Regions from separate parts of the Homo sapiens genome. Here region 2 is linked to region 1. Evidence: chromatin loops called from intact Hi-C (ENCODE). Cell type or tissue: mammary epithelial cell. All regions are shown on one strand. Region 1 overlaps CUBN (cubilin). Region 2 overlaps CUBN (cubilin).

What was found. Hi-C counts contacts between places; a loop is a spot of excess contacts. Peaks named below come from ENCODE experiments on the same cell type or tissue, not always from the same donor. Only the 100,000 strongest peaks of a DNase experiment are listed, where the experiment ranks them.
Region 2: it touches region 1 in a loop (2.7-fold over the local background); 8 of 110 quality-filtered maps call a loop at or near these places.

Annotation. Positions count from the first base shown.
Region 1 is chr10:16,886,829-16,894,828 of GRCh38, forward strand. CUBN (cubilin) reads right to left here. Exons shown (of 67, transcript NM_001081.4): 55 at 3,543-3,699; 56 at 1,589-1,738. Among named protein-coding and RNA genes, the nearest start is that of RSU1, 73 kb to the left of the region's middle. RefSeq lists a silencer at 768-968 and an enhancer at 4,443-5,642. In mammary epithelial cell, a CTCF peak has its summit at 4,660 (motif pointing right); a DNase peak (open chromatin) is centred at 5,273; H3K4me3 peaks cover 233 bases; H3K27ac peaks cover 928 bases.
Region 2 is chr10:16,840,443-16,848,442 of GRCh38, forward strand. It overlaps CUBN (cubilin), which reads right to left. Exons shown (of 67, transcript NM_001081.4): 61 at 443-605; 62 at 1-93. Among named protein-coding and RNA genes, the nearest start is that of RSU1, 27 kb to the left of the region's middle. In mammary epithelial cell, a CTCF peak has its summit at 3,015 (motif pointing right); a DNase peak (open chromatin) is centred at 3,019.

The DNA of each region.
Region 1 (8,000 bases):
CCCAGGCTGGAGTGCAATGGCATGATCTAGGCTCACCGCAACTTCCGCCTCCTGGGTTCAAGCGATTCTCCTGCCTCAGCCTCCCGAGTAGCTGGGATTACAGGCATGTGCCACCACACCTGGCTAATTTTGTATTTTTAACAGGGACAGGGTTTCTCCATGTTGGTCAGGCTGGTCTCGAACTCCCGACCTCAGGTGATCTGCCCACCTTGGCCTCCCAAAGTGCTGGGATTATAGGCGTGAGCCACCGTGCCCAGCCTATATTAATTTTATTAATTTACTTACTTATTCAATATTTGTCGAACACCTATGTTGACTCAATAAGACAGTTTCTCTCACTGGTTTGGTTAATAGTGTGTGCATGAATGTGGGTGTGTGTGTGCACACGTATGTCTATAAACTTTAAATGCAAGTGAATAAATTAAAAGCTATGTTAACATGAAACATTTCAGACTTATTTTCTTTAAGCAATTTATGCAATACTTGTGTTGTTAAAGTTCTGTCACTATTTTTTTACTTCTAGATGGAATACATAGAATAATACTTGTATTCTTTAAAAATTGGATGAAATTTTAATCACGTTTACATTAAATCTACTCTGTAACATATTTTCAATATTTTCTTTAAATGGTGAGTTTTAGACTTCTGCCTCTACTTACTCCTCATTCATTTCTGAAGAACCAATTAGAGTTTACTTAAGAATGAACTTATCTTCCAAGGCTATTATCAAAAGACAAGAGATAAGTTTTGGCAAGGATGTGGAGAAAAGGGAACTCTTCCTCGTACACTTTTGATGGGAATGTAAATTAGTGCAGCCATTATGGAAAAATGCATGGCAGTTTCCCAAAACATTAAAAATAGAACTACCATATGATCCACCAAGTTCATTTCTGGGCATAGATCCAAAGGAAATCAAATCAGCGTGTCCAAGAGATTATCTATACTGTCGTGTTCATTGCAGCATGATTCATAATGGCCAAGACATGGAATGGACCTGAGTGTCCACCAGTGAATGAATGGATAAAGAAAATGTGGTAGATATACACAATGGAATACTCTTTGGCCTTAAAAAAGAATAAAATCTTGTCATTTGTGACAACATGGATGAACCTGGAGGACATTATGCTAAGTGAAATAAGCTACACACAGAAAGGCAAACATTGCATGATCTCACTTGGATGTGGAATCTAAAAATGTCGAACTCATAGAAGCAGAGAGTAGAATGGTGGTTACCAGAGGCTGGTAGGGTATGTGGGAGTGGAGATTTAGGATATATTGGTCACAGGATACAAAATTTCAGCTAGGAGGAATAAGTTCAGGAGATCTACTGTACAACATGGTGCCAATAGCGAATAACAAGGTTGAATACCTGAAATACTTGATTACTTGCCGAATACTTAAAAATTGCTAAGAGAGGTTTTAAATGCTCTCCCCACAAAAAGTGCTAAGTAAGTGAGTGAGCAGACATGTTAATTAACTGGATTTAGCCACTCTACAACATGTACATATGTCAAAACATGTTGTACACCATAAATATACAATTTTTGTTTGTCAATTAAACGTAATTTTTTTAAAAGAATAAACTTACCTTCTAAGTGGAAGGACACAAAAGTCAAGAGGACCACTGACAGAGGATTAGCCTCTATGACATAGGTGCAATTCATGTTGTTGTCATATTGTTTTGGGTAATTTGGAGAAATGATGTAACCTGAAGGGCCAGTGAAATTACTTCCACATCCTATGTGGGAACAAAAAGTCATCATCAGATCATTTATTTCTCGTGTATCTATTTTGTCCATGAAGGAAAGAGGCATTTTCCTAAATTATCTATAGACATAGTTCCCTGAGATATTCCAAATGGAAGAAGCAAGAATGAAGAGAATAAAGCTCTGATTTAAAAACATACATATGTGCTTAATAAGAATATTATACATTTTTAGAAAATGCTGCAGAGTTTTATGGACTGAGTCCTCGTAATATTACCACAAATCTACTGCAAATCCCTTAATATTAAGATATTAAGAAAGGATAAACGAGCAATGATAGAATATGGTTCATGCAGATAAAGAAATAAAACAGATAAAAAATGATTTGTATCTGATTAGTACTTTACACAATTAATGTTTTTAAAATGTCTTATTATTAGAAAACTGCTATTTTCATTACCATTGTAATCTAGCCACAACAATGGTTGCTTTTTAAAACTAGCTGGATTTATTAATCCCAACTCTTATCAAATTCTTACATGCATCCCTGGTTTTCGAAACAGAAAGAAATATCTTTTCACCACTAAAATGATTTGTTTTCATATAACCATTGACTAGTTAATCCACTTCACTCTCTGATCTATCAAGCACGAAAATATCTCTATCCTTTTAAATTGACATTAAAACACACACAAGTACACACGTGCACACTTACACAGTGAACCACCTGCAGACCTAAGATTTGGTCTAGGGTTGTCTTTCAGTACTTCCTTTCCAGCACTCTCTGATTCAGTCTGAAAAACCTGTCTACTGTATTACTTCCTCTAATTCCTTTCCTCAAACTTTTCCCTAAACAGTGGTTTGCCATGAGTGGCTACACTTGATTTAACTCAGCCAACAGGCACACACCATTGCTTCTCTGACTTGAAAAATGCTACATTTCCCACGAATCTAATAGTGTACAATAGCTAGAAAAGGAGATCCATCCTTCCTAATCAAAATTAGGAAAGAACATTCCCAAAGAAACTGGCTCCCAAAGTTGACTTAGCATGAGAACCCTCTGGATGACAGTTAAAACATGCAAGACCGGCCGGGCACGGTGGCTTATGCCAGCACTTTGGGAGGCCGAGGCGGGCGGTTCACGAGGTCAAGAGATCAAGATCATCCTGGCCAACATGGTGAAACCCCGTCTCTACTAAAAATACAAAAAAAAAAAAATTAGCTGGGCATGGTGGCACACACCTGTAGTCCCAGCTACTCGGCAGGCTAAGGCAGGAGAATAGCTTGAACCCAGGAGGTGGAGGTTGCAGGAGAATGGCGTGAACCCAGGACGTGGAGGGTGCAGTGAGCCGAGATTGCACCACTGCACTCCAGCCTGGCGACAGAGTGAGACGCCGTGTCAAAAAAAAAAAAAAAAAACAGGAAAGACTTCGTCATGGAAATTCTGAATTCAGTTGGGCCTGGAGTGAGGCTCAGGAATCTGCATGTGTTTCAAGCCCCCCACGGGATTTTGTGGTCAAGGTGCCACAGGCCAGCCACACTGGTTGTTGCTAACGAACTAGCCATCTGCGCTTCTGCCCAATATCAGCCCACTCTGGATGCCAGGCTTATTTCTAGACGTTGGTTAGTGCCCCTCATGGCTTTTATATCACTTCTCAATTCAGTTCTGTTCTCACTGCTATTTGGAAGAAAGGTGTCTTCTTGGGATTAGGTGACTCATCCTCCCCGTAGACCCCCATACTCCTCCCCTAGACCCCCAGGTTTAGCCAACCCTGCCTGCCTGTGACAACCACACTCCCGCAAAGACCTCTGGGTTTGGTTCTTAGGGCTACTTACGGCTAACAAAGGACGCGGAGAAGCCCTGAGCTGGTGCCTCCTGAGACTGGAAGACGGCAGTGAATGTGTTACTTGGTGTGATAACGGGACCCGGAGCCACGTTCCCACAGCCAGTGGCTAGCAGGGCTTTGTCCACCTCCTCAGTTCCTGCCCACACCTAGCACGGACATACACAGAACTTTAATGCTCAAGGGTTTCCCATCAATATTTTAATGCACTTAGGTTTCAAAATAATGGCACTCACACGTATACAGAACTAAGCATAAGAGTAAACAAAACATGGACAAATCTGTAGTATTTTCTTTTGAGAATAATTTTTTTAAAGCTGTTTTTAAAATAGCATGTCCCATTCTTGACTTCTCTAAGGAGATGGTGTTCCTTTTTGCATAGCTGGGTGGTGATTTTTTAAAAATCCACCTTCCTGGATCACTGTTCGGTTTCCTCATAACTTCTAGTTGCCCTGACCTAGCCGAGCTTCCCGGGTGCTGAGGGAGACGGAGCAGCCAGGTGGAACTCAGCCCTGCTCCTGGGAAGATAGCAGATTGTGGTCACAGCTGGACAACACCAGCAAGCAAGAGGCACATCGTGGTGCATGAAGAAAGTGGGCATGAATTCCAAGTATACGTATAATCAGCATGAAATGGAATAAATCAGAACACTTCTTGGCTGTGTGGAATTGTAGGGTCCATTTTGATGAAAAGCTGACATCCAGTCAGTGTGTGCTATTCACCAAAAATTTGGTTGGCAACTCCCAAGTAGACCTGGGCTGTCACTTAATTGGTCTGGCCACCTCGAATGACTGAATTTATATACTCATGCAAAAAACAGTTGCTAGGAAATAAACGGTGAGCACCAAAATTCCAAATCAAACCAATTCTTATCAGTCCAGGGAAAAACAGAGACATGAATCACAGAATCATAAATTTACATGCAAAATTCCAGCTATAAACAAGGCATTATGATGGGGCTGTTGAGAATATATAATTGGTGGCTTTACCTAACTGGGGGAAGTGAGCCTGCCCCGAGCGAACCCCGATGGCAGGAAAGGCCGTGGCTAGTTCAGAGAAGAGAGAGAAAACCAAGGAGGAAGGGGTGAGGAAGCCTGCAGAGGGGGCTGCAGGACACGTTAGAGACTCGGGCCACTGTCCTGAATACAGCAAGGAGCCACCAAGAAGATTGGTTTTTGGAAAACATTACAATTCGGAAAATAGGAGTCAGAAAGGATGCCGGAAAACAGTCAGGTAGGTTTTGCCCTAGTTCAGGTGAGAGATCATGGTTATCTACAATGCTGAGTCACTCAAGGAAAGTATGCATATTAGGTAATGAATATACAAAACTTGGGGGAAAAAAACCCCAAAAACATTAAACATATTAACCAGAGAAGCTCGTCCTAGTTCAGAGGTCTCAACTAGGAGCAATTTTGGGACCTCTGGCAAGGTTTGTAGTCATTTTTCTATTGTCACACTCGGTGTGATGGGTAGTATCTAGTGGGTAGGGGCCAGGACTATTGCTACACAATCTGCAATACCCAATATGCCCTTTCTATCAACAGACAACTATCTCAAACAAGGATGTAGTTGGATGTGTATTAATCTTACTTGACTATTCAACATTTTCTTCACATGGAATGATACCAAATTACTCATTCCAAACACATCTCTTCTCAAGGATATTCCTCACCCACAGCAATAAAACATCAAGTCATTAAAAACATTTCTATTGGGAAATCAGTCCATAGCAAGAGATGTGAAATAGCACTGATTCATAGCATTGGTTTAATAATTCTCAGCTCTTTAAAGCCGTATTGTTTCAATTGATTTTTAAGCACTGGGTATCCAGCTGTTAGTCATCCTACTGAAGACAAATTATATTAGCCATTTATTAGATAAGGGAGGTGCCTGGCGCTGGACCTACTGAGAACAAAAGTGCAGATATTCTGCCAAATGCCTAAGATCAATAAAAATGTCAGGAAAAAAAATGCACCTACTCAATTTTACTTAATGATCTCTAATTAGATTTCCCCCTAATAATATATCCAAGGAAACAGTATATGGCAGTTTTTTATCCACATTTCATAAAATTATAAACACAATTTATCAATAGATAATCTGTATATATATTTTATATATATATGTATTTTTTTGAGACAGTCTCACTCTCACTCAGGCTGGAGCGCAGTGGCACAATCACAGCTCACCGCAGCCTCGACCTTCTGGACTCAGGTGATCTTCCCACCTCAGCCTCCCAAGTAGCTGGGACTACAGGTGCGTGCAACCATGCCTGGCTAGTTTTTTGTATTTTTTTGCAGAGATGGGGTTTTCCCGTGTTGCCCAGCCTGGTCTCAAACTCCTGGACTCAACTGATCTGCCTGTCTTGGCCTCCAAAAGTGCTGGGATTACAGGCATAAGCCACCATGCCTGGGCCATATACTATATTTTTACAAACATTACTAAACAGGCAAAGTAAGAAGGGCTAAAACTTAATAAAGAGCCTCAAGTTCTTTAATGAAGGAATCCAAGAATGCTTAAGTGCTTATACTTTTCTGAAGTCATTAATTATAGATTCGACAACTCTACCTTTTGGCCTGGGAACATAAGTTTAATAATAATGATGATAATGGTGATGACAATGGTAAAGAGTTATTCAATATTCATTTCTGCCTTGCCTATCAAGAACTCATTTCATTGGCTATATGACAGAGGACTCATCAAAACTATATTGAACCTACAAAATGTTACTTAACTGTCATCAGGTCAAAAACTTTCTGATTTTTCTTAGTGTTCTATATAATTCAGTCAGGTTGTAGGTTATATTTTATCATTCAACTATTTTTTAAACAAATGTTTACAGACATAATTGCAGATTCACATACATTTGTAAGATATAATATGGAGAAATTCCTTGTACACATTTCTGAGTTCCTCCAATACTGACATCTTGCAAAACTGTAGTATACTATCACAACCAGGTTACTGGCATTGACATAACACCAATTTTACTCAGTTTCCTAGTTTTACTTGAACTCGTGTGTGTGTGTGTGTGTGTGTGTGTGTATTAAGTTATATACAAGTTGTACACAATTGCATTCAAGATACTGAAATTCCAATACCACAGGAATCCCTAAGTTGCTTTTGTTGTTTATAACCACACACAATTTACTCCTACATTGCCTTCTCTCTAACCTCTGGCTCTCTGCTTTCCATTTCTAAAACACTATCATTTCAAAATATTATATAAATGGAACAGCAGAGTATGTAATCTTTGGAGGCTGCCTTTTTTCACTTGGCATAATCCCTCAGTGATTTGTCCAGATTGTTAATCTATAAATAGTTTGTTTTTATTCAGGAGTTACATTCCACGGTAAGCAAGTACCACAATTTGTTTAACCATTCACCTGTTGAAAGGCCTTAGTGCTGGTTTCAGCTATTACAAATAAAGGTGCTATTTATATAGATTCGTAAACAAGTTTTTGTGTAAACATAGTTTTCATTTCTCTCGGATAAATGCCCAGAGTGCAATTGGTAAATATTATGCAATTGGTAAATATTTGTCTTCGAATAGGTGTGTAGTGATAGCTCACTGTGGTTTTAATTCATACTTCTCCAGAAGTTAATGACGTTGAACATCTTTTCTGGTATTTATCATCTGTAGAGTCTCTTTGGTGGACTATCTGCCCATGTCTTTTGTCCATATTCTAATAGAACTGTTTGTATTTTACTCTTGAGTTTGAGACTTCTTTATATATTTTACATAGTAGTACATTGCCTATGTGAAGAAAATGAACAGACTGGCTACAGACTGGATGAAAATATTTCACATGGCATAAGATTTTTAATTTAAATGGGGTAAAATTTATCATTTTATTTTTTCTCTTATGAATCATTCTTTTGTTGTTTAATCTAAGACCTCTTTGCCTATCTCCAGGTCCTGAAGACATCTGCTATTTTTTTTTCTCTAGAAGTTTTATATTTTACTTTTCAGTCTATCATCTATTTTGAGTGAGGTTTTCTACAAAATAATGAGGTTTAGGTTGAGATTCATATTTTTTGCCTGTGGATGTTCAATTGCTCTAGTACCATTTGTTGAAAAAACCATTCTTCCTACATTGGAAAGTTTTTGCACCTTTGTCAAAAATCAATTGAGGATGTTTGTGTGAGTGTATTTCTAGGTTCTCTGTTTTCATCTGGGTTTTCAACCAATACCACATTGTCTTGATTACTGTAACTTAGATAAGTAAGCCTAGGTAAATAGTAAGGTAGAATTCTTCCTCCCATTTTATTCTTCTTTTCCAAGATTCTTTTAGCCATTGAAGGGTCTCTGCCTTCATATAAGTTGTGGAAAAAGTTGTCTATGCCTACAAAAGACTTTGGAGAAAATTTGATAGGAATTGCATTAAACCTATCCATCATTTTGGGGAGAAGGGACATCTTTACTATGTTGAGTCTTCCAATTCATAAA
Region 2 (8,000 bases), 46 kb before region 1:
TACAGATGGAAAATGGGACATCTGGGTCTGATGAATTGGGTGATGAAATATTTTGTGGGGTCCAAGTTGCATTGTATGTTCCACCACAAGGCACTGGAGAGGGAGGAAAAAGCAACACAGGAGACATTTTATTCATGTCTCATCTCAGGCAATCTTTGCAATTCTGTCTTCCCTGCCTCCCACCCCGGAGGAGCTATATTTTCATTACTCTATTAAGAATTCAGGGTTTATATCCTTGACTAAAGATTGTATCAAATTTGTACCACAGATTAAACATACAGTAATTAACATGGTGTTTAGCAATTGACATTGAGTTTAGATAGTAATTGACATTGAGTTTAGTAATTAACATTGAAATTTCGATATAATAAGCAGGGCATTCTTTTCAGTGCATAAATACATGTGTATTTCATAACATATAAAAATGCTTCTATTTACTCACTGTCCATGATGGTGTATGTAGCATTAAATCCTTCCCTCTCTAATGTTAAGTCACTGATGAATTGAACCGTAAGGAAGTTACCAGAAGAGATAAAAGGAGCAGGTACTGTGGAACCACAAAACGTTCCAGCCAAGTTCGCATTTTCACTATCCCCATCATATAACTGAGAAGAAAAACAATTCATTACTTCTCCATTACTTACAAAAAATTGCATATTTCACACTAAATTGGACGCGAAGTTGCAATAGGTCACGGTAAACATTTTTACATTGATTTTCTTAGAGGTAGTCTTAATTTAGGAACAGAATTATAATTGGATTGATTATATTATGACTTTCAGGAAAAACCTGTTATGACGCCTAACATTTTTTTCCTCTTTGGGAAATATATGATTTTTAAAAGAAGGTGTTATGAGAGTCCGCTCACCCACTGCTACTTTAACCTCTGCACCGACTCACACTATGGCCCCAACTGCTCTGATCTCTTGCCTAGATGATCACTGCAGCCTCCCATGAAGCCCCTGATTCTGCTCGTGTTCCTCTTTAGTGTATCCTCAAAATGTCATCGAGAGGATACTGTTAAAATGTAAGTCACACCATGTCACTGCTCTGCTGAAATCCTCCTAACTGCTTCCCATCCACTCAATCAAACAGCCAAAGGCATCACAATGGCTTTCTCTCCTCTCCCACCCCTGACCTTTCTAATCTAATTTCTTATTGTCTTCACTTTGTTCGATTCCGCTTCTTGAGCCAAACCAGGTGTGTTGCTGCTTCTTGGGTATGGCATTTGCTGTTCACTTTGCCTGGAATGCTCTTCCCTGTATATCCACATAGTTTGTCCTCGTGCATTTCTTCAGGTCTTTACTCACATATCCCCAACTCGGCCGGGCGTGGTGGTACACCCCTGTAATCCCATATACTTGGGAGGCTGAGGCAGGAGAATAACTTGAATCTAGGAGGTGGAGGTTACAGTGAGCTGAGATGGTGCCACTACACTCCAGCCTGGGTGACAGTGCAAGACTGTCTCAAAAAAAAAAAAAAAAAAAAGATATCCCCAACTCAATAAGGCCTTCCAGATGTAAACTCTCCCAACATTCCCATCTCCTTTCCTGCTTGATTTTTCTCCACAGCAACTGTTACCTTCTTCTATATACTACATATTTAGCTTTTTTTTTTTTTGAAATAAGGTCTCACGCTGTTGCCCAGGCTGGAGTGCAGTGCTGCAATCATAGCTCACTGCAACCTTGAACTTCTGGGCTCAAGTGATCCTCCCACCTCAGCCTCCCAAGTACCTGGGACTACAGGTGCATGCCACCATGCCTAGCTAATTAAAAAAAATTTTTAGAGATGGGGTCTTCCTATGTTGTCCAGGCTAAACTTGCTTATTTCATTGGCTTTCTCTCTGAAGACAATACAAGTTCCATGAATGTACAGATTTCTTTTCTGCTCACTGCCATGTTCCCAGTTTTTAGAAAAGTGTCTGCACGTGAGAGGCTCTCAATAAATATCTAATAAATAAATAAACAAGTGCTTTGATTCCTCTGTCCCACTAGCCCTCCCAAAACTGTTCTCCCAGAGCCATCTTTACCTCAATGTTTCAAGCCTACAACTTTAGTCATCTCTGATTCCTCTCTCTCTCTCTTCACTCCACAACTACTCCAATCTACCTTCAAAATATATCCCAGAGGGCTCCATCTCCAGGTGATCTCCATCGTCCTTCACCTGTTCCCACTGAAACATCTTCTTAATAGGCCTAATTCCGGAGCAGCCATAGTGTTCTCCACTGAACTGCCTGCATGTCTGCAAACTCCAATGAGGTGATGCTCCTGCTCTGTCTAAAATGCTTCGGCAGATCCCCATTGCACCTAAAGTAAAATTCCAGCTCCCTCCCACAGTCTGCAAGCCCCAGCTGCTCTGGCCTGTGCCTCCTTCCCAGGCTGCCCACACCTCACTGCTAGCTGCACTTCCTTCATCCCAGGAGGACTCCTGTCCACAGCCCTGTTCCTGCTGCTCTTCCTTCCTCAGGTGAAGCTGAACCCACACAGCTAAGGACTCCCTGTCATGGGCCCTCACCTGACATGTCACCTCCTCAGAGAAGCCAATGCTATTGAATGTTGCCCTCCCATAGCATCATCCTGTTTTATTTTCCTATTATAATCAAAACTGATCTTATTTATTGTTTATTTACTTTGTCCGGTCTCTTTCCCAACAAGGATGTAAGTCCCACGTGTGGGGAGACAGAGACTCTGTCTGACTTCTTCACTGTGGTGTCGCCAGCACCCAGAACAATTCCCAACCATGGCTCCCTTCTAGAAACATCCATCGAAATAGTGGGTGCTTGGATTTCCCTGAAACACATAACTAGAAAATGTTTTCTTCTGAGTAATCTCCATTGTACTTCTAAAATGAGTGTCTGTGTGTATCTAACTCCAAATATTCAATTCATAACAGAGCTATGTGTTCAAGGCCTCAGAACAGCCATGACCATGACCACTGACATTATTCTAAAGTGCTAGGATTATGTAAGACAGGAATGACTAAAACCAGTCATTGTAAAAGAAAAAGAAATGCACCACTAGATGGCACTGTCTTTCCAACTTAAACATGATTTTAGTTAATTCAGAATCAGATGAAACTCGAGTTTTCTAATCTTCACCCCTTTGTTTCATGGAAGAGCACATTTGCCAAGTTTTAGGTCATGCACTTTTTCTGGTAAACAAGTTAAAATTTCATGATAATCATTGCTGTCTTTATGATCACATTTATATTAGCAAGCATTTTTATTCTGGGACCTGTATGCCAGGCCTCTGTGCTAGATCCCAGGCATACAAGGACATGTAAAGCCCTTTCCAGATCTTCAAGACATAAGACCCCTTCATGAACAAAGGAGAGTAAAGGTCTACAAATTAAATATACAAATACATATATTTGTGTAATATGCACATACACTATGCATACACATAAATATATGTGTATATAAATTATATACAAAATAGAGAAAAATAAGTGCTACAATAAAATAATGGGAGTGTATCATGAGAACCCACGTGATGGAGACAGACATTTGGGTTGGCCCTTAAATGTAAGTAGAGACCTTCCAGACCTGCGGGGCGTGGTGGCTCATTCCTGTAATCCCAGCACTTTGGGAGGCCGAGGCAGGCGGATCGCCTGAGGTCAGGAGTTCGAGACCAGCCTGACCAAAATGGAGAAACCCCATCTCTATTAAAAATACGAAATTAGCCAGATGTGGTGGCGCAGGCCTGTAATCCCAGCTACTTGGGAGGCTGAGGCAGGAGAATTGCTTGAACCCGGGAGGCAGAGGTTGCAGTGAGCCAAGATCGCACCACTGCATTCCAGCCTGGGCGACAAGAGCGAAACTCTGTCCCCAAAAAAAAAAAAAAAGACCTTCCAGACCTACAAAACAGGAAGGGTATCCCAGCCAGACAGTAATAAATGCCAGGCCATGGAAGTGTGAAATGCATGGCACGTGTCAACAACTTCTGACCCCCTTCATTGGCCCTGGAGGCCAGGGTGAGAGAACAGGAGAAATGACGAAGTCCAACAAACAAAGCTGTGAAGTTCCATACATTTCATCCAAGGAGTCTGGATCTGATCCTACGTGATGTAAGATCAGATTTGGGTTTTAAATGGATAACTGGTAAATGTGAAGGAAGGTAGGAGGCAGAAGCCAGGGCTGGATGGAAGGAAATGACATACATACCTGGCCCCAAGCTGGTCTTGTGTTAGTTCATTCATTGCCACAGTAAGATTTCTCCTAAGTGAGTTGAAATAGCTTGTGGCCTCGGGATAACTGACATAGGAGGCTCTAAACTCCTCTGCCTCAAACCCAAGATCTCTATCTGCTCTCTTGTTCTCTGATAACACTAAACCTTCACTACAGACTTTTGCCAGGTTGCCCTACAATGCGTTGCAGGGGACGCCCTATCCAATGATGAGGAGGGGGAATCATATATAAACTGGGATATAAATGGTGCCTTTAGGATCTACACCATTATACGCAGCTACGGGCCACATTCTGGGAGCAAACATTTCCTGGCACAACTGCGATGGACCTGGAGCTTGAATTACGTTCTAAGTCTTGTGGATGTGGGTAAGTGCTGAGAAGAATGTTATATTTTCTCAACTTTTAGAAATCTGATCATTTTAGAATCTGCTAAAGATCCTGAAGGCATTGTACAAATAACTTAGTGGCAGGCAGGCTCTGCTACAACCACGGCAAAATCCCACATTTCACCCAGCTATTGACTTGAGCAGTTAGAAAAACTGGGAAAGAAAATTTTTGGATTTTAATTTCTATGAACTTTTAATGCACAAGGGCAATAGACTTTGATATTGGACTACAATTCTTTTCAAAGGTAATAATTTCATACATTAATATCCTTAGGACTTTATCTTTTAATATTTTCCTGGGAATTTGATCACAAGAGGATTTTGATATTCTTACTGGGAGCAGAATCTTAGAGTATCTTCATGAATTCTTTGATCTTATTGCAGAACCTCTGATGAGGTCTGCTGGGCAACATGCCAGGGCATAATTTAGTATGGGAAGAAGAATAGAGAGTGACTTTTCCAGTTTGGGGCTAAACTCTGACCCATTTCAGAATCTTCTGGAGAAAAAAGTTATACTAGTCCCAGATGTCTGGGAAAAAGCCACAAAGAAGCAATGATTAGAATCAGCTCTACAAGAGCAGGAGTTTTCCTAGTATTGTTTTCTAAAATCTCAATGTTCTTCTCTAGTTCTTGCAGCAATGTCTAGAATATAGTAGGTATGCTAATTAACACTGAACTGAATGAAAGAATGAATGAATAGTAGGTACGACCTCATGTGGATAGGAACGTGATGCCTTCCATAGACTGCTGATCCTCTCCCCAAAGATGGACAGCCCCTCCTCAGCTCCAGTGTCTGACACAGACTGAATGGTTAAGCCCGGTGCATTAAGTCAGACCTTCTCAATGAGGTCAATACCACCCCATAGGGAGTGTTTTGCACAAGTGTGGTGGTTTTTGGGTCATCACTATAATTTGGGCCTATAACTGGCATTTAGTAATTCACAGGACAGTTTTGCAAAGTGAAGATTTTTGTCCCACATAACTTTTGAATGTCCTGTCAGACATTTGTGTAAAAAAAAACTTGTTTATAATTATTTGATCCCAGAACCTAAGTCCATTTTATATATAAACACAAAAATATTTTTGCACAGTTTTGATATGCACCAAATTTCCAGAAATGCAATTATTGTGTAAGCTGAGGGAAGACTGTACTTTGTTTGGTTTAGAAATGTTTGTTTTGAGTTTTTCCACCATTCTGGAAACTTATCTTGCAGATGGTGATGCTGCTATTGGCATGCGGGTTGCAAATATAACCCACCCGTATTTGTTTACATTTATACTTTTTATTCACCACCATTCTACATATAAAAGGAATCTATTTTATTATGTGACTTTGTGTAGCAGTGTTAGAGTATTTACATATACGAAGACACACTATTTTATATACTTTCCTTTTATTTCTCCTTTTCATTGCCTTTGGGATAGTACAGTGATTTTCTGAAATTACATTATGGGTAGGTTATAGCATAGATGACATTCACTTCAGGTGGGAAAGGAAGGATTACAAAATATTGGCTATGAAAAGGGGCAGTGACACCTGTAATCCCAGCACTTTGGGAGGCCAAGGTAGGTGGATCACCTAAGGTCAGGAGTTCGAGACAAGCCTGGCCAACATGGTGAAACCCCGTCTCTACTAAAAATACAAAAATTAGCTGGGCATGGTGGTGCATGTCTGTAATCCCAGCAACTTGGGAGGCCGAGGCAGGAGAATCACTTGAATTCGGGAGGCAGAGGTTGCAGTAAGCCAATATCACACCATTGCACTCGAGCCTGGGTGACAAGATAGAAACTCTGTCTCAAAAAAAAAAAAAGAAAAGAAAAAGAAAAAGAAAAGGGGCACGGATGGGGTTGAGGAAAAACTGGGCAATGTTAGGATGAGGACCTCTCTCTGCTGGTTCCATACTTCCTGGCAGAAAAAGTCAGCTAGGTTCATGCTCCTCTCAGTTTCGTAAAGGATAACAAAAGGGAGTGAGTTTCTGTTCATTTTGTAAATTCCAGCTCAGCCATCACCCTCTAGAAAGCCTTTCCTAGCCAAAACAAAGCCAATCAGAGCCTCTTCTGCTCTGCCCTTCTATGTTGTTTCTATTTATGATTTTTGTCATGTTATGCAACACGTTATACAATGTGAAAAAAATGTCCGTTATTTAAATGTGTTTGGCCGGGCGTGGTGGCTCATGCCTGTAATCCCAGCACTTTGGGAGGCCGAGGCGGGCGGATCCCAAGGTCAGGACATCGAGACCATCTTGGCTAACACAGTGAAACTTCATCTCTACTAAAAATACAAAAAATTAGCTGGGTGTGGTGGCGGGCGCCTGTAGTCCCAGCTACTCAGGAGGCTGAGGCAGGAGAATGGCGTGAACCCGGGAGACAGAGCCTGCAGTGAGCCGAGATAGCACCACTGCAGTCCAGCCTGGGCAAGACAGCACCACTGCAGTCCAGCCTGGGCAAAACAGCAAGACTCCAACTAAAAAAAAAAATGTATTTTATTTGTACTTTAAATGTAATTATTTAAATGTATGTTTTTTGTTTACATGTCAGTCTCCTACACTTTACTAGCAGCTCCTCAAGAAGCTTGAACTCTTCAAGAGATGTCTTTAACTCTCTACATCTCCAGTGATGCTGGTACAGGGCCTGGCACATACCCTTGCCAACTAACTCCTGCAATGGATGCGATGTGGATTTCAAAAGAGACTGCTCAGTGACATGCACAATTCACTACGTGATTCAGTTACCGTAATTACTCTCCAAGTCAACCCTTTCACAAACGATCATGATAGAATTATGAATGAATAATGGAATTGGTATGATTTTACTTGTGTATCTACCACAGAGTTCAGTTAAATTAGCTTTTCTAAAAAGTGATTTGATTATAATCTCTAAAAAAAAATCTAAAAGGAATCAACCGTCCCATTTATCACAGAAAAATCTCTTTAATAAAGAAAGCTCCAAGCTCCACATTCCAAGGGCTATTCTTTGATCTGCCAGTTTAGTGGTAGTTGGAAACGTTGCCAATGGAAGGAAATTGCTTTTCCAAGGGGGAAAACAAGAATAGTTCTGAACAGAATTTATTTGAAAAAAACGATATTTTATTTTGAAGCAAGAAAATAACTCCTTGTTTTTGATATTGCAGTTTCTGGCCTGAATGAATTGCGGAAATTCAGACAATGACAGGCTGTTTTGATGACATTATCAAATCACACTCCATAAAAATGGATCTTGAGAGTAAATCCAGTCAACTCTCCTAGCAGGGCCATACTCAAATCATTCTATAAGAATTTAAAATTGTAATTTTATATGCAAATCCATTATTTTTAGTTTTTAAGAAAAAGAAATTCCATAGTGCCCATGCCTATTTGGAATTACTCCAACGGGGAAAAAAAGGGAGGTAAATTTGTTTACAATTTATGTCAGGCACAGTGCTAAACGCT